3 separate regions of the Homo sapiens genome follow, and regions 2 and 3 are each linked to region 1. Evidence: chromatin loops called from intact Hi-C (ENCODE). Cell type or tissue: endothelial cell of umbilical vein. All regions are shown on one strand.

The links. Hi-C counts contacts between places; a loop is a spot of excess contacts. Peaks named below come from ENCODE experiments on the same cell type or tissue, not always from the same donor. Only the 100,000 strongest peaks of a DNase experiment are listed, where the experiment ranks them.
Region 2: a loop joins it to region 1, with 26 times the contacts of the local background. A loop is called at or near these places in 2 of 110 quality-filtered maps.
Region 3: it touches region 1 in a loop (18-fold over the local background); 8 of 110 quality-filtered maps call a loop at or near these places.

Annotation. Positions count from the first base shown.
Region 1 is chr14:54,363,286-54,371,285 of GRCh38, reverse strand. No RefSeq gene overlaps it. Among named protein-coding and RNA genes, the nearest start is that of CDKN3, 30 kb to the left of the region's middle. RefSeq lists an enhancer at 766-1,267. In endothelial cell of umbilical vein, a CTCF peak has its summit at 4,358 (motif pointing left); DNase peaks (open chromatin) are centred at 4,335 and 6,155; H3K27ac peaks cover 1,932 bases.
Region 2 is chr14:54,649,345-54,657,344 of GRCh38, reverse strand. All of the region lies in intron 2 of SAMD4A (sterile alpha motif domain containing 4A), which reads right to left. It overlaps LOC112268133 (a long non-coding RNA gene), which reads right to left. Exons shown (of 2, transcript XR_002957606.2): 2 at 1-8,000. Among named protein-coding and RNA genes, the nearest start is that of SAMD4A-AS1, 35 kb to the left of the region's middle. RefSeq lists enhancers at 3,649-4,385, 5,965-6,571, 6,572-7,179. In endothelial cell of umbilical vein, no CTCF peak of the experiment used is centred here; DNase peaks (open chromatin) are centred at 3,134, 4,954 and 6,804; H3K4me3 peaks cover 1,131 bases; H3K27ac peaks cover 6,256 bases.
Region 3 is chr14:54,802,294-54,810,293 of GRCh38, reverse strand. No RefSeq gene overlaps it. Among named protein-coding and RNA genes, the nearest start is that of MIR4308, 72 kb to the left of the region's middle. RefSeq lists a silencer at 649-943 and enhancers at 1,479-1,979, 4,773-5,574. In endothelial cell of umbilical vein, a CTCF peak has its summit at 4,309 (motif pointing right); a DNase peak (open chromatin) is centred at 4,303; H3K27me3 peaks cover 175 bases.

The DNA of each region.
Region 1 (8,000 bases):
CCATCTATACCCCAGGTACTATTCAAGGTGCTGGGAATACTGTAGTGAATAAAATAGACAAGATCGCTGCTTTCGTTTGGGTTCACATGCTCTTGGGAGTGATAGTCAGGTGGTGATATATGTTATGGGAAAAAATTAAAAGAGTGGGGCCTCATGAGAATGTTATTCTAGATAGAAAAGTCAGAGAAGGCATCTCTGCGATGTCATTTGAGAAGCACCCGAATGAAGAGAGGGAGTAAGCCATGTGAATATTTAGGGGAAGAGTTTTCAGTTTCAAGAGTAAGGAGATGCAAAGGCTGGGTGTGTCTGAGGAACAGCAAGGAGGCCAGTGTGGGAGGAGCTGACTGGGGGAGGAGGACGGGGGGGAGGAGGGGAAACAGGACCTTGTGAGGGCTTAAGAAGTTCCTACGTTGAAGGATCCAAGAAGAGGGTCCAGGTAAACGAATTCACACCTCTGTGTGACACAGGGGACAAGTCCTTTCTGGGTGGGCTTCAGGATGTTGGGTACTCCCTCACTCTCTAACTCTCACCTTCTCCCCATTCTCCCAGAGTTAGCTCCCCAGATTTTCTTTTCATTCTTGAGCATTAGGTGTCTGCTCATTTCCTCAGAATCTATTGTCTCCCCTACCCCACTCCCGGTGATGAAGGAAATCCCAGTCCCTTAGAGTGTCGTGCAAATTCTGCCACCTCTGGCGTCAGCAGGATGTGAGCAGAGCCCCAATCTGTTCTAGCTCCTGCTGACTCTGCAGAGAGGGGAGGACCAGCTCTGGTCCCACAGTAGGAAGGAGGTGGGGGGCTAGGGTAAATCAGGGGTGTTTCAGCTTCCATTTGTTCTCTCTGCAGGCAGGGTTTGCCCAGGTTTTCTCTTTAGCCCGTGACAAACACAATTCACCTCTGTGTTGTAGCTGTGTTTTTCTTCCCCCCGTGTAGTCCAGGGGTTGGCAAACGTTGGCTGATGAGACAAAACCCACAGGCCTGTTTTGTCAAGCTTCACACTCCTTTCTGCTGATATTATCTATGGCTGCTTTTGCACTACAACAATAGTGATGAGTAGTTGCAACAGAGACCTTATGGCTGGGAAGCCTGAAGTACTTACTATCTGGCTCTTTACAGAAAAATTTTGCCTACCCCTGGGCTAGTCTCTGAGAGAAGTATGTGTTTCTTCTAATATATTTTTTAAGTCTACTTGCAAAGCAATGATTCTGGCCTTATAATGCTAATGCGCTCTCTTCTGCTCGGCTTGGTCCCTTCATCATGGAGGGTCCCACATAAACAGACAAGGCCTCTGGCTGAGCCATCTGATTGGATGGCATCAGAGTCACCTGGTTTGCCTCTACTCCCCAAGATTCTCTCCTGAGAGGAAGAGGGGAGGGTTAAGTTCAGCCTGCCACACCTGTAGTCTTCAGTTAAATTTTTGGTGTATGACTGACTCATGGCTGTTAACAGAAATGTATGTGTGCAAAACAATGTGGAAGATTTTTCAAACTACCAGAGAGGAAAGTGTTAACACATGTTCATAGACAAGTGAGTCTGTTGAGAAGTGCTCAAGGAGAAATTAAACATCATTCCTATCCATAGTTGCACTTGGATGGGTGTTTTACCACTAGATCCATATTTTAAAAATATTTTAATATTAATGCGAATGGATTTGACATGTGTTAGGTAGAGAAGGCTGGAGTTTCAGAGTTGAATGTAATTTGGAAGGAACATACTTCCTCATTCTTGACATACCAAGTTTAAGATTTCTCACATGATGCTGGGCATGGTGGTGCGCTCCATAGCCCCAGCTACTTGGGAGGCAGAGCCAGGAGGATTGCTAGAATCCAGGAGTTTGAAGTGACAGTGAGCTATGATGGCACCAGGGCCCTCCAGCCTGGGTGAACAGAGTAAGACCATCTCTAAAAAAATACAAGAATTTCTCTTGTATGACCATCAGATGCAGTACATGAGGTCTGCAGTAGACATCTGGTATCCCCATTGCTTCTCCCTTTGGAGAATTGCCCCTCTCTTATTTCATGTGGTCTTGTTGGGCACATGGTTAGGACTCACTCGTAAATGTACCCTATTTCTACCCTATTTGTCTGGTCATAGTTGTGGGTCCAGGGAAGGCATATGACCCAAGCTGCAGCATGTGCTTTAGTGGCTGGTGCTCTCACTTTCTTCTTTACCTTCCCAAGCTTTCTGCTTTACCCCAAGATGATGCTGAGTTCTAATTTGCACTGGATAATTGGCGTAGATTGTAAAATTTATTTAAAATATTCATTAAATTTGAAAAATTCTATTGTATTTTATAATAGGAATAAATTGTGTTTTCATAACAGTATCATTCATCCCACTTACTCTGCTGTGATGTAGCTTGCCACTCCCCATAAAGAGGTGGAGTCCAATACTCTCTTCCTAAACATGGGCTGGCCCTAGTGACTAGTTCACCTAGTAGAATGCAGCACAAAGGACAATTAATAATAGGATCGATAAATTTTCATACCCGCGTAACCAGCACCCAGATCAAGAAATGGAACATTCCCAGCACCCAGAGCCTCCTTTGTGTCCCCATCCACTAGCCCCTTCCCAGGGTAACATCTCTTTTCTCTCCTGATGCCATGGCTTAATTTCGCTTGTTTGCGAATTCTATCTAAATGGAATCTTTTGTGTCTGGCTTCTTTTGCTTGACTTTGTTTGTGAGATTCATTCATGTTATTGTGTGTGGTTGTACTTGTTTGTTCTCATGGCAGTATTCCATTGTATGAATATATCATAAGTTATTCATCCAATCTACTGTTGGGTCATTTCCAGTTTGGGGCTATTATGAAGTGCTGCTATAAACATTCTTTTCTATGTCTTTTGGTAAACATGTTGTATACATTGCTGTTGGGTATATAACAGGAGTGGAAGTGCGTATGTTCATCTTTTAGTCGATACTGCCAAACAGTTTTCCAAAGAGCTTATATGAATTCACATTCCCACTAGCACTGTGTTATAATTCTAGCTCAACATCTTTGCCTGTGTAGTGTCTGTGTTATCACTTTAGCTATTTAGTGAGTGAGCTATTTCAAAGCAGCATTTAATTTCAAATGGTTGAAAGACTAACCAGTTGAATATTAGAATCAGTAGATGACATTCTTTAAGAGATAGCAAAAGCCCATAATTTTTAGGACCTTTTAGAAAATGTTTCTATATTACATGTTAATTAACCATGTGTAAATATTTTGCTGCATTATTTTATAAATGCACATATAATTGCAATGTATATATTTTGGGAGTATGTGCCTACTCTAGACCATACTAATATAAACTGAGTGGCTCCAAATTAAGAAGGTTCTCTAATTTAGACATAACATCAGTGAGTACCTCACACTCTGATGTGAGTACCTCACACTCTGATGAAAGAAATATTACCTGAGTTTTCCAAACATCACAGATTGGGAATGAAATTAAAGTCACAGTTATTATCCTTTACAAAATATTATTTCTCTGGTTCTTCCTCTCTTCACTGTGTGAAACTGCAGTCTCTCTACTCCTCATAATAGTTCAGTGAGTCCTCCAGGATGGCCTCTGTATCCTCTAAGATATAAGAGCAAGGCACCCACCATCTTCTGGCTCTCCTTTGCTGGGGTAAAGTCTCAGATCACTGCCCAAGCCCACCAATGTCCCACTTTACTGCAATGCCAGCTGCACCTTCTCTGTTGCTGCTGATATTGCTGGCACAGGATTTTGCTAATCCTTGCAACTTCAAGGTCCTGCGGAAATTTTAACAAAACAGCTCTTTTTAGTTTCATCTGCTTTTAAGATCCATGGCACCTGGATCAGAGGGCGCTGGGGCTGACCACCACTGGGAGGCACCAAGACTCGTCCCTCCCCTCTGGCCCTGTCTTGATGTCACTGAACTCAATTTGTGTGCTTTGACTTTCTCTTCCCTTAGGGTGAGTTACTTCCCAGGAGTCCTCTGGCCTCTCCTGTAAACAATCCTAGCAAGATTACCTCACCCTCTGCTAGCTGTGCTCAGGCCTGGGTGAGTCCTGAGAGCTTGGTCTCAAGCTGAGGCTGACCGTGTGTCCTCATCGGCATAGGTTAGTCCTGGTTTGTGACTGTCGTACTGGCATAATTATTAACAGCTCTCCCTTTCACTCTTGCAAGCCTCCTGCTTTGAATGGTTAATTATACAGGGTCACCCTCTCTCAAGCCATCTTTAGGAAAATGTTACAGAAGTAAAACAATCAACAACACGTTTTAAAATAGTCAAGAAATACACTATGTAGAGAAGAATTTTGACCTCCGATGGCTGGAGTGAGCATTGCAGTAATCTCCTAGCCTGTGGGTCTTGCCTTGCCTCTCAGCCCCTAGCTGGCAGCTACTTGGCTCCATCTACAGGCTCTGCTCTGCTCTGGCTGAAGACTATTTCTTCCTTTCTCCTGTGGTTGAAAGAGATCACAAGATATCACAAGGGGGGATTGAAGGAGCTGGGGTAGGATGCTCTGAAACCCAGCCAGAGGTTAATCATTGTGGTGGTGGGTCCTCCCCATACCCTCGTGCCCAGTTTTCCTAACCTGGCTTTGGCTGTATTCCTGAGACAGTTTCTATTTCATTTGTTTCCTAGTTCCTAATGGGCCCTAACAGTCTCTTGCTATTTCCTCCAATCCTTGGCCTGCCTTGGACCTGGACTCTGGCTCCTGACCTCAGTGACACAGGATCTGCCATCCACTGCGTCTCTCTTCACATGGCCTGCCTTACCCTGTTGTCTCTCCCCCTTCCCCAAAGTGCAGTTTGCTCTTCTTGGAAGCCACGCTGTAATCTCTCGTACTTGCATGTGGGGTTTCCACCAGGAAGGCAAGGTGCTCTAGCAGAAAGGAAAAGGGCTCTGAACTCAAAAGACCGGATTCAAGTCCTATTTCAGCAATTAGCCACGTGTCCTTGGATAAATCACCGAGATACTTAACCTGAATGATAATTCCCTCATCTGTGGCAGGTAGAATGAAATTGCCACTTGAAAATGGATGAACTGACTTCTGAACTCAGAGGATTTCCTGCTGAGTTTGGTATCAATCAGTTGACTGGGGCTGGGTTAATCTTTGGGGAAGTCAGATTTCTGAACTTGAGGAACTAAGGCTGTATGTCAAGGATGCTGGGATAATCAGCTTGGAACCAACATGATTCCCAACTTAATTTTAGGGGAAAGTTCAGCCAGCTTCGGAAGCTGGGCTATTCACCTACCCAACTGCTCCAAGCCCAGACAGGTCTTGAATCAGACAACTCTCACAGGAGAGTGTAACTGGCATCTTTTCCCCATCTCATCTTGTTGGTTTTGGTAATGAGATGAGATTGGGTAGTTAAATTTGCCAGGAATGGAGAATGGCGTGATACTCTTAAATCTCTATCTTTCAGGAATACTTAGTTCATTTTATCTTATTTTATTATTTATTTTTTGAGACAGGGTCTTGCTCTGTCATCCAGGCTGGAGTGCAGTGGCACAATCATGACTGACTGCAGCTTCAACCTCCCAATCTCAAGCGATCCTCCCACCTCAGTCTTCCGAGTAGGTGGGACACAGGCACGTGCCACTACGCACAGCTAATTTCTTTTTTTTGGTGTTTTTTGTAGAGACAAGGTTTCACCATGTTGCCCAGGCTGGTCTTGAACTTCTGGGCTCAGGCAATCTGCCCGCTTTGGCCTCCTAAAGGCCTGCATTTACAGGCGTGAGCCACTGTGCCCAGCACTTAGTTCTGCTTAAATATAATCTAAAATAAGGAGAAAGAGCCTTATTTTAATCACTTCATACTGAAGTACATTCAGAATGAGTTGAGAACCCATGTCTTATAAGAATCCATATTAATGACCAAAAATATAAAACAGAAATGGCAAGGCCATCCAGTAGTTCTGTTCTTCCTGGAATGGGAGATGGCAGCCGAGAAAAGCAGGATTTCAGTAAACATCTCCCTCTTGTGCAGAAATCCCCAGTCCGGGATTCAAATCTGATTAAGTGAGTCAGGCTTGCATTTATTACCGTATATTACAAACATTTTTCAGCATTCAGGAGTGAGTGGTGTCTCTGTGGATTTGGCCACTTCCTGGCAATTATGCACTTGGCTGCTAGTGCAAACCAGCATGCCAAATGCCTGGAATGACGATCCATGTCTGAGCAGCTTTCAGTCTGGGAAGGATGTTGTCCAAACATCACGTTCCTTCCCGAGGTGGCCAAATCCTGGTTACAGTTCTGTCCTTTAAATCTATGTATCCTGAAACTTGGCCAGAAAGGATATGGCCACATCCCTTTGCCCCTTTCAGCTTCCGCAGCAAACACCTGGGGGAACTTGCATTGATTTTGCAGTGTCTGGCGGCTGCTTAGTCCAGAAGTAGTTTTGTGCTTAGTGCCTTAATCAGAAAATCACATTCTGAACATAATCTGTCAGGTGGATTATTAGAAAACACTAATTCTTTCAGAGACTAAGTCTGGAAGCCTGGTGAAATTCCAACTGAGTGATGGCATTGTTTTTCTGAAATGCCCTTCCAGCTTTATTTGCATGAGTATTAGCCAACCTGTCCAAACTGTAGCTGATTCACACTTGTTTGCGCTTCAGAAAACAGCCCTGGATTAGAAAGAGAGTCTATCTCTTGGCATGCCCTGTACAGCAGTGGGTCCTGGTAAAACCAAACAGTTTTAATGAAATTTAGCAAGGACTGTCTTGGTATACAATTGGCTCTCTGTCTCCACTGGTTTTGCATCCACAGAGTCAACCAGCCATGGATTGAAAATATAGTATTCACGGGATACAGAACCCACATATATGGGGGGCCAACTTTTCCTATCATTGGGTTCTACAGGGCCGGCTATGGGACTTGAGCACTTTAGTATCTGCTGGGGGGTGAGGGTGGCAGAGGTGGGGATAGGGTATCTTGGAACCAATCCCTTTGAGATACCAAGGGATGACTGTATATGGAGAGGACTAAAATGTATGCTCAATGAGGTGGGAATTTGGTCTGTTTACCATCTGTTGAATGAATAAGTGAACGAGCTTGTGAGGCTGAGGCAGAAGGATGGCTTGAGCACAGGAGTTCAAGACCAGCCCAGGCAACACAGCAAGACCCCTGTCTTAAAAAATAGTGATGAAAAATAAATAAGCAAATGGATAATTATAAACTTACCCTCTTCTTAATTACATAGTATATATCATCTTGTCCATTTCTTATTTCCTTTTAAGTTTGTCACTTTCTTTTTATTCAATTTAGATAGAAGGCAGTTAAAAGCCTTTCTCTATGAAATAGGCAAATGGAAAGTGAAAACGCCTTGACTAGAGTCCTGTGCCCACTTGTCTTTTTGCTTATCCCCCACTTCCTCCCATGAGCTTTGCCATTGTCTTCAAGAAGTAGCCCCACTCCCCTGCTTTCTCAGCTGGTGATCTGGCCTTCTATCTGCCCCTAACAACACTCATGTGTTTTTTCCTCTAGTCCAAATGAGGCATCTCTTCTATAATGAAAACCCCTTCTCTTCTGTGGAACCTTGCAGCATTGGTTACTCCTCTCTCCTCTGCCTTTTCTTCAGTATTGGCTTTTCAGAGTCCATAGAAGAGCTCAAGTCTCTCCAATATTAAAACAAAAACAAACACAAAAGCACAAAAACAAAACAAAACAACTGCCACACCCCCAAACCAAAAAAAATCCACCTAGTCCCATATCACTTTTACCTTCACAGCCCAGTTTTTCAGTTGAAAGATCTATATTCAGAGACTCTATTTTCTTACTTCTTTTTTATCCTCTGTAAAATTAAATAAGAAAAAGGTTTTTTTTTTCCAGAAGGTAAATATAAAATTAGAAAATCAGAACTATGTTTCTCCTTTAAGAATAGAAACAATTTTTTTCCCTTGCTAGCTAGATTTCTTAGGGTAAGAATATAAATCCCAAATCAGATTGCATTTTGTTTTGACAACAAAGGAGAAAAGCACAAGAACAATCTTATCATTATAAGACTTGTTTATAATCTAAGAAGCACTGGATGCAATTCCATGTGA
Region 2 (8,000 bases), 290 kb before region 1:
TTAAGAAAAAATTCTTCGATGTAGGAATTGACAGTGTTACTTACAGAAGGAAAGTTTCAGCTGATTATCATTTTAAATTTCTCATTATGTCACAGATAGGTGGTAGATGGATTAATTTGCTTCAGTGGCCAAGGTACCTGGAATATTTTACAGTAGAATATTTTAATGGCCAATATTAACTGTAATTTATCACTGTGAGTTTAGTGAGGAAATTGAAAAATGATCATATTACAGGTGTTAGACATATCTACAGATAAGATGGAATGCATGCCTTCTACAAAAGGCATCCTGAATACCAGTCAATTTGCTATTGGCTTCCACTGTAAAATAGTTGTTTAGTTTCTCCGGCGGGGTGGGAGAGGAGAAATTAAAAAAAAAAAATCATGTCAGTGGTTTCTTTGCCCTATTGGTTTGGCAAAATATGAGAAATCACATAAAAAGCTTGTTTCATGGCTCACGCCTGTAATCCCAGCACTTTGAGAGGCCAAAGCGGGTGGATCACAAGGTCAGGAGATCGAGACCATCCTGTCTCCACTAAAAATACAAAAAATTAGCTGGGCATGGTGGCGGGCACCTGTAGTCCCAGCTACTTGGGAGGCTGAGGCAGGAGAATGGCGTAAACCCAGGAGATGGAGCTTGCAGTGAGCCGAGATCGCGCCACTGCCCTCCAGCCTGGGCAACACAGTGAGACTCCATCTCAAAAAACATACAATCAAACAAACAAAAAAACTAGTTTCAGAATCAGCTTTACTATTATTTGTGCAGCTTATTATTTTAAAGAACAACTGTGTAAGTATCTCGGCATCTTTCAGTATCTGGCAGACAGGTTGGTACTTGGTATATCAAGAGCCATGGGGCTTCTCTTGCCACTACTAAATAAGTCAAAGTTCAAACTCAAGGGGTAAAGGCCAAAAAAGGTGGTGACCTAGAAAGAGAAGCTGACATGGGTCCACATACCATGACCAGAAGCCTCTCCAAAGATGTGACATGGAGAGAGAAGCCTTTGATGGTTTCAGATCAAAGCGTCTCTCCATATGTCAACAAGGAATAGTCAACTCTAAATGTAATCATTAAAGAACAATCTAGACAGAGTGACACAGTTGGAAAATCCACTGAAACAATGAAGAATAACAAATGGAAACCATAGGTTAGTGGAGAGTGAATTCTACAGTAAGGAAAGTTAAAGGGTAAGACTCTAACCAATTCTGCCTGTCTGATTTGTGTTCGTTTTTCCACGTCCACCACAAAACTAGCTTCCTTGGTAATATTAGTAATAATATTAAGTATTATTTAACATTACATGTTAATATTTAATATTTATTGCCATTTATTATATGCCAAACACTATTTTAAGCACTTTCCATGTATTAACTCCTTTCCTCACCAAAACAAACCTATGTTTGTTCCTCACCAAAACTTAAGTTGTTCCTCACCAAAACAAACCTATGAGGCAAATATTATTATCCCCATTTACAGATGATAAAATGGTGGTGAAATAAGTTGCCCAATACCACAAAAGTAGTAAGAAGCAAGGCTTGAATTTGTACACAAGCATTCTGACTCCCGATCTATATTCTTTTTGTTTGTTTGTTTGTTTTTGTTTTTTGAGACTGAATTTCGCTCTTATTGCCCAGGCTGGAGTGCAATGGCATGATCTTGGCTCATCACAACCTCCACCTCCCAGATTCAAGGGATTCTCCTGCCTCAGCCTCCCGAGTAGCTGAGATTACAGGTATGCGCCACCATGCCCGGCTAATTTTTTTTTTTGTATTTTTAGTAGAGACGGGGTTTTTCCATGTTGGTCGGGCTGGTCTCGAACTCCCGACCTCAGGTGATCCGCCTGCCTCAGCCTCCCAAAGTGCTGGGATTACAGGCGTGAGCCACTGCGCCCGGCTCCTGGATCTATATTCTTAACCACTATGTTTTAATGTCTCTCAACAAAGAGAAAACAATGTCAATGAAGTAGAATGGGCTCTTCCTTAACTTGACTGGAATAAACTCAGTCAACCAACTGCCATTGCACTGATTCTGTGTTCCTCAAGGAAAGTGTGTGCCGTAATTGCCACCCTAGCATCCACTCCCTACCTCCAGCTGTGGGAAGGACATATGACTGGGAGGCAGACTGATCCATCAATGTGGTCTCTGAAAAAGCCTATCTTTCATCCGCAAAATAATGAGCTGATATTTTTGTTTATGGGGTAGCCTCCTGTGAGCTTGGACGTGTAAGTATTTCCAGGTCATCCATAAAATACATGATAAAAATCCAGCTTCAGATCTGCAAAGCTGAGGCTAAGATCCTAGTCTCCGATGAAAAAAGCCAAGGAAGAGCGGTGTCCCTTGAAATCCAACCTGAAATGGTCATCCAGCCTAATTTATGTCTCTGCTATATGGACTATCTAAGAGAATAAAAATCAACTCAATTTCCTGAGCACTGATGACATATGAGCCAGGCACTGATGTGCTGTCATTACGCCATCTTCCTCATGCACACTGCTCCTGGAAACAGGGGCAGGGATGCACCAACCATGGAGTGAAGGCTGGTGGTTCCCAAGTATCACAGACCAACACTGCTTCTGTGATAGAATTTTTGCTGACCTGTGGCTAAATAGGAAATATCTGGATAACACAGTACAAGTTTTTCCTGAAGCTACGTGTGTACAGAATAGAGGACTAGCCTTCATTCTGAGATTTTATTCTTCCTACTTCTGATTCTGAAGTGCCTGTTCTTTCATGAAAGGACTGTAACATTACATGACAATCTCAACATTGCTGTTTTTAATATCCTTACTTCTCAAGATCAAAGCTAAACACTATGTTAAACCTCCTCAATTAAAAACAATTTTTTTTAAATGGTTAGATCACAAAATCCTAGTGTGGGGTCACCGGCCCAGGGGGTTGCTATCCTAGGTTTTTCCTGACCTCAACCAGGGAGGGAGTTTCGCAAACAAAAAGACAATCCTAGCAGCCTGAATGTACCCTGTGCTGCTGCTGTCTTTCTTGCTAAGCTCCCATCTGACCTCCCGTGACTCCCTCAGTCCCCAGTGGCTACTACCAGTAGGAATTCCCTGTCCTTCCTGGCCAAGCTGACATGCTGGGCAGAGTTCAGGACACAGCTTTAAATGTGGTTTCCTGATTAAAAGGGAGACTCCAGTTAGACAGGAAAGAGCTCAAGCTTGGGTATTATATGTCATAGTCATCTACCGGTTCTGAGGAATGAATACGTCAACTGAAACGACTTGGAGCAAAACATAATTCCTGAGAAAATCCCTGAGAACCCAGCCGGAGACTCCTACCATTGTACTCCATCGTTTGTGTCTTCTTTTGGCAATAAAGTGACACACTGAAGACTCAGTTGCTCTAAAATACTTTCATACCGAATGGTATTTGCAAGGGCAAATGGTGGTTGGAAGAAATGAACACCAGGAAGCACCAGATGCAACATCTGTAAGATTCCCCGGCTAAGACAGAGGGCAGTAAGAGGAGAACCACATAGTGGGAAGGGGAAGATGGGGTGGCTGACTTGGTCCTGCCACTCCATTGCCTCAGAATCTTAGGGGAAGTCATTCTCAGGTCTTCTGCTTCCTCGCCTACAAAATAAAATGGCTGGTCATGCAAAAATCCTAAAATTCTGATCCAATTATTGCCTCAAGAGAAGCACAGCCTATTTTCATGTGTCAAGAAGGACAGTGAAAAACAATATTGAGAGGCTAGGCACGGTGGCTCATGTGTGTAGTCCCAGCACTTTGGGAGGTCAAGGTGGGTGGATCACTTGAGGTCAGGAGTTCAAGACCAGCCTGGCCAACATCGTGAAATCCTGTCTCTACTAAAAATACAAAAATTATCTGGGCGTCAGGGCGCACACCTGTAATCCCAGCTACTCAGGAGGCTGAGGCAGAAGAATTGCTTGAACCCGGGAGATGGAGGTTGCAGTGAGCAGAGATCATCACGCCACTGCACTCCACCCTGGGTGACAGGGCGAGACTCTGCCTCAAATAATAATAATAATAATAATAATAATAATAATAATAATAATAATAATAATATTAAGAGGAAGTCTTGAGGGCAAAGTTGAAAGTTCCTCAGGGGCCTCAAGGCCCTGCCTAGACATGAGTGAAAAACAGCTGAGCCCTGGAAACACCTCCGGGGTGTTCTTTGCAGGGTGAGCTTCCAACCAGAGTGCAGAAATACATGGCTGACAGCAAGGAAGAGAAGGTAAGAGGGAAAGAAGGAAACAGGAGAGAAAGAAATGTAGAAAAAGCAAAGGCCAGAAATAAGTGGGATCTTACAAGCAGCAGGGAGCACCCGAGAGGGCATGAATGAAGACAGGGCTACGTGAGGTTCATAGTGGACGGCTGGAGAGGCGGGGAGGAAAGAGAAGGCTCACAGAGGGAACTAGCAGACGAACAGAGAAAGAGCAAAAATGGAAGAAGAGAATCAGGATTCTCATTTCGAATAGAAATAGGATTACTTAACTCTCCCAATATCCATTCACCAAAACAGTTACCAAATGCGAGGTCTCGTGGCATCTTGCCAGCTGTGTCTCCATGAAGAGTCCGAGATTAAGTAGAGAAAACCCACACTCTTAAAGGGAACAATATAGTACCATTTTCTGCTGTGTGAACACAGATGCAGCCCATCTGTACGCAGATACGAAAGGAAAAAACTGCACAAAGGGTCTGTAACCTTTAAAAAAAAAAAGATTCTGGGTGAGGCTATCCAGAAATAGAACATTTTGATTACAAAATAAAAACTAGGTCAATAAGATAATGGACGTGATTTAAATGAAAATCACAGTATTTGTAATGGGCTAAAAATGGTATCAATGTTACTGCAGAGAAGGAATATAATTAAATGTATTTTTAAACAGCAGCTCCCCGCCCCAGTCCTACAAGTCCCAGGCCAGCCACCAGTATTCCTCCACCTCATCGGAGAGGAATGTGCTGGCATGCCGCAAGTTGGTCTGAAGAATGTGGAGTTTCCGTACTACTTCAGAAGATCCCAAATGACACTGGTTAGCTACATTCTTTCGCTTTTAGATCACTGTTATTCATTTATAAAGCAAAGGAATGGAAAGGCTAGGGATTTGACCATATAAATCTCTTTTGCCATTTTTACTATATGGCCAGGAAACACACAAATGCAGATATAACTGCCATGATTCCCAGGCTACTGAAACAAGATTTTGGGAGAATTCTAGATGGTTATGTGAGGTGGATGTAGATAGATCCTAAAAGGCTTAAGCATGGGCTAGGAATTAAGATAAAGGGCAGAAGTGCAAAGTTCTGGTGTGCTTTCTACAACTTGTGGTCTGATCTTCTGGAGAAACACTAACTCTTGAGTATAATTCATCTTCTAAACCCTCCCTTGGAAAAGAGGGGCAAAGAGGAGCAAGATAAATTAAACCTAAAGGATACGGTCCTGGATGGTTTACAATTACCAAAGTAGGTACAAGAAACTTGCCACAGCATTTCCTCAGATGTCTATATAAGAGTCATGGCCAAGGAGTCTATGATGAAACAACAATGGCCCTTCCAAATTTGGGATGCCTTCGGGGGCAAATGGAAATCAGTGAGACGTTATCTATGATGAATACATCACTACTTTGGCTCATATATATCATTCCTTTATTAAAGGAAATTGCATCGACATTTATACCCTGAAAATCTCAAATAAAATATGCACATGATTACATATAAATATTAATCATTCAAAAGAGGTTATTCTAAAAATCTCTTGTGGGTAGTGCATATTTACTAGTAAGTTCTTGAAATGAATTAACTCTTTAATATGTTTAAATTCCAACATATGACCCATTAGTTGCAAAGCACTCATTCATCCTTAGAAAGTATAAGTTTACCTCCCATGAAGCAAATCTGTTAAATGACAACAAAACTTGTCAAACAAAAGAGAAGAGACTTATTCACTGTATGAAATCACTAATGTCATGCTGAACTCCCTAAGTGCAATTAAGTGTGTTTGTGTAATATCATTAAGTTAGTGCCCACATCACCTCGTCTTTACTTGGTGCATTACAATAAAAGGTATTTCAATAAACAGCAAGTTGACAGACACCATAACCATGCGTTTCTTCTGAGACTTAAGGAGCACCAAAGCCCTGGAATTCTGAGTCGAGTAAAAGAAGTCACTACAATAGGTCTTGAGGAATTCTAAACCAAGAGAAAGACCAAAGAGCTCAGGATCATCTGAGCTCCTCCTGACACTTTCAGACCGTGCTTATTTACAGTTCCTCACTATCACCAGGGCATCTAAACCATGAAGTGAAAATAGTGAAGAAATGTGTGGCAAGGGTCACTGCAGACCAGGGAACCTCTGCGAATATCCAGAAAGTGAGGTGCTCAGTTTTCTGAAGAAAAGCATTCAGTTGATATATATTTTTAAAACTCTGACCTTTCACGACCTCAGTTTGGAGACCTCGGTAGGGATGAAAGAAAATAACTAAAAGGTCAAGCAAGTAAAGAACGCTGAAAGAATGCTCAGTGCAAGCATACAACGTGGGGCACGCCTCTGTTCCGTGAGTCTGGTGGGAAAAAATAGATTATTTATAGGGAAAGGGAAACAAGATGACAGAATAAGCTCTTGACAAAGAGGAGAAAAGCTTATGTTGGGAAAATCTGGGTGGGAGGGAAAGGCACTGGAGTCATTTGCACTATCACGGGATGGAACTGGTCTAGCAGTGACTTTGGCATATTTTGGCTTCTCAGCAGGGAAGAACCAGTTGGGGGCTGGGGAAACCAGTGTTTTCTGGAGAAAGAGAAACAGCTGCTTAAGCACGAGTGTCTGAAGGAAGTCCTGTTCCCTACTGCCAACCCACGAGGCATGACCACAGTCCAGTCGCAGGAGCTGCTATAACAAGATGACAAGGAGGCAAGACTGATTCACTACTGATTAATGCCTGTTGATCTTCAACAATGGGCCATTCCAACAAATGCAAGAAAGGAAAAATCACTAGCCAATAACATGGGGATCCTATCCTATAAACAGAAAGGAATCCCATGGAAAGAATTCTAATTTTATCTATTTAAGCAACTATTGGTTACTCATGCAGGTTCAGAAACAGAGGGGACTATGAGTCAATAAATGATGTAAAGGTTTATCAACAATATGTAAATCCTCTATCTCAAGTCTTTTATCAGAATTGCCAACAAGTTGTGAGTCTGATCAATTTAATTTCTTTTCATTCACTTTCTTTCTGTTGACTTTGGCAGGTAAGGATCAGTGAATTAGAGGAGGTAAGTGGAATTCAAGAAAATACGCTCTGGAATATGTATTCCCTTACGGTTCTTCAAAAGCCCTTATCTTGCCCTAGTGGTATATCATAAGTCAGTAACAATAACAGAAAATCTTGTTTTTTTAAAAGTAAACATTCCAATGCCTAAAAGTCTAAGTAGACTAAGAACAAATGCCAAATAAACCCAAGATGTGCCATTTTAATGGGAAAATATGAAATATGACATGTAAATAGAAATCCCACATTTATAAAAGCAGGCAAATGATTGTGTGACAAATACTTACAGGCAAATGAGAAAAATTAGAAAAAGTTCCTCCTTCTAAAATAATCTTTTTACAGCATACAATTCTCTTAAATTCTGACACTTATGCCTGCTTGCAAAAACAATTTCAGTCAACACTTCCCACTGTGTTATTCAACCCCAAGGCATGCAATTTTTATTAAATGGCCCCAAAATACATTCATGCACAAGGAGCAGGCACCAATTGACTTGCGACACGACAAAGTCATCCTATAGCTTGACTTCTACCCAGTTGCTATGTCGTCAGGTACTAAACCTCAAATACTCTGTGGCCCACTCCTTCTCTCCTTCTTGTTCCCAAAGCCTCTAAGTGTGGGATTCTTTCCAGTGATCACCACCCCACACGATGCACATCCCTTCGAAAGATAGCTTTGCAGCTTCAACGACAGTATAAGCAGAATGGCGTGTTTCTCTCCTGGGTCAACTCCTCCATTCCACAACAGGATCTTG
Region 3 (8,000 bases), 440 kb before region 1:
AACTCCTGGCCTCAAGGGATTTGTCTACCTTGGCCTCCCAATGTCCTGGGATTACAGGCACGAGCCACCTTGCCTAGCCTGTTTTGATTTTTTGTTTGTTTGTTTTAGAAGCAGAAACCTTAAAAAATAAAGGCCATACCTAGACCCCTCATGAGTAAAGTGCATAAGGAGATAGATGCTTTGGCTGAAGGGTTGTAGGAGGCGTGTGGCACCTGAGGCCCTGGGCCACCTCTTCCAGCTCTGGGGCCCCAGGAACACATACATGTAGAACACCCACTCTAGGTGACAAGCATGAGTCAGATTTGACTTTCACTTAAGTTCTGGGCCGCAGCACCTGCCAGCCATGCTGAGAACCTCGCTGGGGCCTCCAAACTGACGAGCCTTGGAGGCGGCCCGGACACAGCAGCATGGGCTATGGGGTGATATTTCTCGCTGGATAGAATAGGTTTTTCAGGATATCAATACTACCTTTCCACCACCGTGGCATGTCAGTCAAACTTCCTCCATCTCCAAGACAAATATCAGAAACTGCGTGACTCCAGATACCAGGAACAAAGAAACAAATTGGGAACATCATGCACAAAAAAAAGATTTTAATAAAGATTCAGCCAGCTCCGTGCATAGATCCTGCCATGCTGCTTATTGTGATCTTGACAGTGATGCCGGGCGAGAATGAATAGACCGTGAGGCCGTTCATATTCCTGGCACTGACGAGCCCACTGCAGCCTAAATGATGGCTGACTATAGACAGGGACCATTTACAGGGGCTGCTCCGGGGGACCTCTGGCCTCAGCCTCTTGGCCTCTGTGGGCTCTGGGACCCTGAAGCTGAGGTTTCTCACCGGCCAGCAGGGAGCCTGAGAAAAGCAGATTCCTGGGCCCTCAACCTTCATTTGCACTCCTGGGCCAGGACCCTGAAGAGCTGCGTTTTTACCATGCTCTCTGTGTTTCTTTCTCCTCTTCATTCTGCTTTTTATTATAGAAAACTTTAAACATACACAAAAGTAGACAGGATAGTATAATGAACCCTATGCACCCACAGCCCGGCTTCAACAGTTACCCATAGATGGCCAATCTTGTTGCATCTCTACTCCTACTCACTGTCCCTAGTATGATTTTGAATCAAATCCCAGACATTAAATTATTTCATCTGTAGACAGGTCCCCCTGTCTAAAACATAAGGGGATCTTTTTAAAGACATAACCACAATATTATTATCCCACCTAAAAATGAGCACTAATTTCTTTCTGGTGCATAGTTGAGCGTGAGGACCATGGTCCTAAGCTCTCTCAGCCAATGGGGAGGTCACTTCCTCCTGTAGTGGGAGCCGCGCCTGCGTGCCTGACACGTGTTGCAAGAGGGTGTGCATTTTGAAAGGAATCCGGCAGGAGCTCTACTTCTGGAAATCCAAGTTCATAAGAGAAAAACAGCACCAAGTTGGGCTGACCACCTGTATTGCAAAGGGGGGCCTTGGGTCCTAGGCAGGACCATTATCTAGAATCTTGCTGTCCACACCTTCTATTTATTTTTAAAGCCAACTTTGCATTTTAACCTAAGGGGTGCAGGGAAGCCACAGTCGAGTTCCCTATGGAGTAGTTCTTGGGGGCTTACCAGTATGATGTCACTCTGGGCAGACTTTGAATATCCAGTCAGACCCCCTGGGTTTGATGTGTGGCTCTGCAGTTTATGCACTGTGCATTAGGAAGCTGACACTTGCTGTAATCGGCTGGCAGGGGAGTATTTTGAGATAATGACAGTAGATGACATGCTGATAAACAGGCTGGATGCTGGGAGTGTGTGGTGACACAGGTCACCCATCATCCCCTGTGTGCCCACTGCCTACCCAGGGGCCCATCCAGATGGTTTTTCAGGCCCTACTTTCATCCCAAGAGCTGGATTCATGGTTTTTTGCAGGTGCCAAACAGGAACCAGCTGGGCTTCCCAGCACTCAGAGCCCCCAAGGCTGGTGGGCAGAGCAGGCCCTGCTGGAGCTCTTGCTCCAGCTGCCTGCCTTGGAGAATCCTCTGCAGTGTGCAGCGAGGCGCTCCTGGGCTGATTGTCTTCCAGCCCTTGCTCCTGAGGGCACCATTTCCCACACATCCCAGGCCCCTCGGAATTGAGATGGCTGTGTCCTTGGCTGACCAGGTGTCCCTTGATTCCGGGGAGGAGCAGGGACATAGGAAAAGGAGCTTTGCTGGTGGAGGAGGCTGCGCAGGGAGCAGTGGGATGCCAAGCTCTCCTATTGCTGTCCATCCTCAGGGCTGAAGGGTGCTCAGTAAGAAGCAGCCAGGAAGGTGGGCTCATCGGGGCTGCACCCAGTGCAGTGGGGCCAAAGTCTTAAAGGCTCCTCCATAATGGGACCTCTTCCTCTAGTGGAGGCCAGAGCGTGTGCAGATTGCTGGACAGTGGACAAAGGATGGGTTGTATCTTTGAAGGCCTAGGAGTCAAAGCTACTATGCCTCCTTTAGCTGCTGGGGGTTGGGGGGCTGAGGAGTGTTCCACAAGGGCCCAGTCTGTCCGGGAGCTGCTGCCTACTGGCTGGATGGACACAGCTTGGCTCACTCATGCCCAGAGAGAGAGAGAGAAAGAGTTAAGCTGCTGACCCTAAAGGCAAGGGAGAGCTGGCCGTGCAGCTGTGCGTGGGAGCCAGACTAAGCAGCCGAGACAGGGCAGACAGTGTAAGAAAGCTGTTGATGAGAGCGGCTGCTGAGTAAAATCATATTTTACCTGCCTACGGCCCCCTGAGCATTCTTTCTGCTCATCCACCCACTCCCTTTGGACCTCAACATGACATTTGTCATAGTCATGAAACTGACAGGGGAAGACAGCCTTAGCTTCAGAGTTAGGAGGTCCTGGGTTCTACTCCCTGCAATGGGGGGTCAGTTGGTACAACCATAATAGGGGGAAGTTTGATGGCATCTTTTACAATCACAAACACACCTGTGTATCCTTTGACCTAGCAATTTCACCTGTGCAAAAGGGCAGGTGGACAAGGAGGTTCATTGCAGTATATTTGTAACCACAGAAGACTGGCAACATCTCAATGCCCATCTGTAGTGGGCAAGTTTAATAACCTGTGGTTATTTCATACAATACCTCTTAAAAAGAATGAGGCATTTCCATGCATTCATTGCTACAAAACGATTGTCAGTGATATTAGAGTGCAGTTCTACTTCTGGAAATCCATGCTCATAAGAGAAAAACAGCACTAAGTTGGCCTGACCACTTGTGGTGCAAAAGGGGGCTTGGGTCCTAAGTAGGGCCATTATCTAGAATCTTGTCGTCCAGGCCTTTTTATGTATGTATGTATGTATGTATTTTGTGACGGAGTCTCCCTCTGTTGCCTAGGCTGGAGTGCAGTGTTGTAATATCGGCTCACTGCAATATCCACCTCCCAGGTTCAAGTGATTCTCCTGCCTCAGCCTCCCAAGTAGCTGAGATTACAAGTGCCCGCCACCACGCCCAGCTGATTTTTGTATTCTCAGTAGAGATGTAGTTTCACCATGTTGGCCAGGCTGATCTTGAACTCCTGACCTCAAGTGATCCACCCCTCCTCGGCCTCCTAAAGTGCTGAGATTACAAGGCATGAGCCACCGCCCAGGCCATATTTATTTTTAAAATCAACTTTGCGTTTTAACCTAAGGGGCGCAGGGAAGGTGCGGGGATGCAAGGCTGGGAACAGTGTATGGTATGCAGCCTCTGTGCGTTAAAAAAAAAACTCCCTTTATACCCATGGGATATTGTTGAACAAGTTCACGAGAAACTAAAAACGAAGGTTGCAAACAGTGTGGCAACTTGGCAGAACAGTGGTTGGAGGGAGATGTTTTCATTATAGAATCCTTCAGAAAATTTGAGTTTTGTGTCATTTGTATGTGTTTAAAATAAACTAAATTTAAATAAAATCTCTGGCATCAAATGGGCTGTGCGACTTTGGGCAAGTCACCTAGTTGCTGGAGCCTCATCTATAAAACCAGATAAGATGAAGGCACAGTGTTGCTGTAAAGGTGACAGCTAGTGGATACTAAGTGCCTTGCGCAGGACGTGGACTTAGCGGGGATTCAGCAGTCGGAGCTCCATGAGCGCGACTTACTAACGTCATGATACCAGGGCGGGAGAACAATCCCAGGCTAGAAGACACAGTGATTTGAGAGACTATGAGCACCTCGAGGGCCAGGATGGCATCCTTCTCATCCTGGTTCCTTCCACCGCATGTGACCCGGGGCATAGGGACTTATGTTGATTTGAATAGGGCTGTTCTGGTGCCGCCTCCCCAGAACAAGCGCTGAGTGGGAAGACACTGACCACCAGAGGGCGCCAGCTGCGCATGGCTTCCCCTTTCCCTTCTGGAACCTCCTGGGCTGCCAAAATGTGTCAGATTCGCCGGGGAAAAATGTTTAAGGTGACTCTTTCCCTCCTTGCTAAGGCCACTAAATACATTGCTTAATTGGTTCCTCTTAGGGCTAGAGGGATTTGTAGTCACCAAAAGTGCTGCACAACTGGCATAACCACCCTGGGGATGAGTGTGTGGTGTGCACGTGTACATATCAGGGTGTGTGGTGTGGCTAGAGGACATCTTCTCTCAGCAGCCCCTGTGTTGCTCATGGCTCCCGAGTCTTGGATCCAGCCTTCATACTGGGTGCTACAGCAAGGGCTGTGGGTCCCAAGGGGAATGGAGAACAGTCTGTCTACAGGATACCTGATTTTGTGGGTGCTTCCAGGCTGGGGAGAGTGCTGGGAATGGCCTGAGTGAAGACTTTGTAGCTAATAACTCCTGTCATCGGCTGACGAGGTAGGGAATGGACAGTGCTTGAGGATTGTAATCACCATGACAATACTCGCGGCTAACACTCAAGAGCACAGCCTATGTATCAGGCTCTGTTCCAGGTGCTGTGCATACATCAACTCACTTAACCCTCCACAACGCGCCACTGGGTAGCACCCCTATTGCACAGATGGAGAAATGGAGGCACGGAGAGGCAAAGTAATGCACCCAAGGACACATAGCTGAGCTGGTAAGTGGCAGAGCTGGGAAGTGAGTGGAGGAAAGGCAGGCTTGGGCTTCAGAGCCCCAGGGATTTGAAGCCGGAGCATTCAGGCTTGCAACACATTTTCAAGATACCCAGATGGGAGAGCTGCCTGTTTTAAACGTGAAGGAAGACAGATTTCAAAACGAGCCCTTGCTTCCAGTTTTGAGGTTCTTCCCCAGCCTCCTGGGCAAGGAATGCTCCGTTCAGTATAAATATTAAAAACGAAGGCTGCAGGAGTGGCAAAGCAGGATGTGGGGGAGGGTCTTTTCTGTTGAGGAGCCAGGGCCCAACACCTTTCCATACAGGTGCAGTGAGACCGCGGAGGCAGGGCCAGGAGAGGGGCGTCCTCAGCCCATTCGGCTACGCTGGCAGCAGGGAGGGTGGAGCAGAAGCTGCCTCACTCCTGGCACATCGCGGGCGGGAGGCCGCTGCAGGCACTTCTGCTACTCTATCATCTATTTCTTTTTATTTTTTTGAGTCAGTCCCTCAGACAGTCCGGTTTGTTAGCTTCCTGCGGGCTCTCCACTGAACCCAGCCTTTGAATGGGAGACTGAGTCAGAGCAGCCTCAAACATCCCCTGAAGGCGAGAGCCGCTGTGCGTGAAAGCACCTTTCAGAGCATTACATTTCCCTGCTTCTGAGTCTTTGAACCAGGAGTGATCCACAGGTTGCAGCCCAGCTGGAGGTGGATGATGAAAGAAATTGGCCCGCTCAGAGTCGGGTGGGAGCTAACAGAGAAGGAGAGTTTGATGAATGCGCGGCTGGGCCTGGCCCTGGGACCCTAGTGATCCTGCAGCACACTGGGAGCGTAACAGGAGGTCACCCAGCCACCCAGGACATGACCTCGTCTGATGACGCCACTTTAAGCTCCTCCAGACTTTGAGGTCCTGAAGAGAAGCAGCAAACCCAGGTAAAGTGACCAGGGTTTGTCTTTGTAACAGGCTCACATTCCTCAAAAGTGGGGAGGGACATTGGCCGGATGGGGACCCCAAGACCTTAGCCGTCTTGAACATTCGTTTGTGCTCTGCTGGGAGGCAGCATGCGGTGACCGGGTGGGAGATATTAGTGCTGTGGTCCAGCCCTGTCTGTGAGTCCTTCATGGCAGGGTAGGATTGTGCTTCCCAGCTCCACTGAAGTTAGATGTGGCCATGTGACTGGCTTCGGCTGACGAAGTGTGAGCGGAAGTGACACATTTCACTTCTAGTGGAAGGCATGTCCTTTTTTTCCCTCTGCTGTGGCAAATATCAGTACTCCAGTAGGTGGCAACTGTGCCAGAAGCTGGATTCCAGAGGAAGCCATATAGAGCAGATGTCCCTGATGACCTGTGATGGACATGCAGGCCAGTCTTTGTGGTTTTAAGGCATTGAGGTTTTGGGGAGTATCTGTTAATGGAGTGTAACCTAATCTGCATTAACAGACAACCCGAAACTATACTGGCAGATACCTGGATAATCAGGCTGATGAATTCTGGTTAATAGATCACTCAGCTGTTAATGCTATGCAACTGTATGGTAGATGCACCTGTGCACGGCAGACACACCTGACAGCGATAACTTAAGCATTTTCTGAGAATCACCCTGTATGGCAGACGCACCTGAATGTGTGTTTAGAGTTCCAGCGTGGCCAACCTGGGGACTCATTCCTTATCTGTGAGGCATATCTGAGCCCCCATCCTGCCCTGTCCCATAAAATGTGGGTCATACAGAGTATTGAGGCCCTTTGTTTTGGGTTAAACGAAGGTTGCCAGGTGATGGTTGCTAGGGGGAGGGTGTTAAGTGAGAACGCTGTATAAACTGCATGCTCTTATAAGTGGTGGTTCTCCTGTCCAGTCCCCACCACTGGGCTGCTCCGTAAGTTCCCCTCAATAAGCCCCGTGTCTCGTTTGCTGGCTCTGGGTCTCTTCTTTAGCCTCTCGAGCCTGGTGCCATCCCGATTGGAGGTGATAGGTGTCTGGCATGACAGTATCCCAGGGAACAATTCATCAACCTAATTAAAGTACACATAGCTTACAAAATTGAGTCTTTGCGGTAGGCATTGCAAGCACCATTGAAGCCAATGGGGAAGAAATTTGAGAAGTGACTGGGAGTGTGCTGAAACCCCACTGCTAATGCTGCCTGGCTTAGATGATTCCCATAGGTAGGGCACCCAAGGAACAGGGTGGATCAGGTGCTTGCTCTTAGTTCTGTAATGAGTCCGTGGAAGCAGCTGCCTTTTACCCTCATCTACCAAGGCTGCAGATGCACTTAACCTCATAGACCAGTAAGCTAGGAGAAGCAGTTTCATTTGATGTGCAGTTTTCCCATTTGGCTGCCCATTAGAATCACCTGGGAGCTTAATAACCTCACGCCCAGGCCATGCCCTAGAACAACTAAGTCAGAGTCTCTCAGGATGGACTCCAGGCATCAGTAGTTGGTAAAGCTCCCCAGGTGACTCCCATATGGAGTCAGATTGAGAACCACAGCCATGTCGGCTCTTCTCTTTCAATTAGGGGCTATATTTAAACAAATAGGATGGTCATTTTGCAGAATTCTGCTGCCTACCAGTAACCTCGTGTCTCAGGCTGCAACAGATGTTGGAAAGGGAAGGCCTGGAGGTTCATCACAGTCTCCTTACTGTGTGTGCTCATATGGGGTCTCCAGAGCCTAAGACAACCAGCCATTGCCATCTCCTAGCAATATTTAGGGTAGACAGACCTGGATTTGAGTCTTATCGTGGAGCCTCATTCCATAACAATTCTGTGATGTTGGACAAGTTGCTTAACATCTCTGAGTCTCAGTTTTTCCATCTGCAAAGTGGGGGATAATCTAACAACAAATGTATCAGCTTAGCAAAACAGTATTTTGTCTGGATGAGGAGGTGGGTTATGTAACATAACAAATTTCATGTCCCTACCCCTAGCCCAATTCTTCCCCAGCACCTCAGCTGGCCAAGCAAGACGCTTTGGGAGGCATCCTGGACTCATTAGTTTCTCCTCT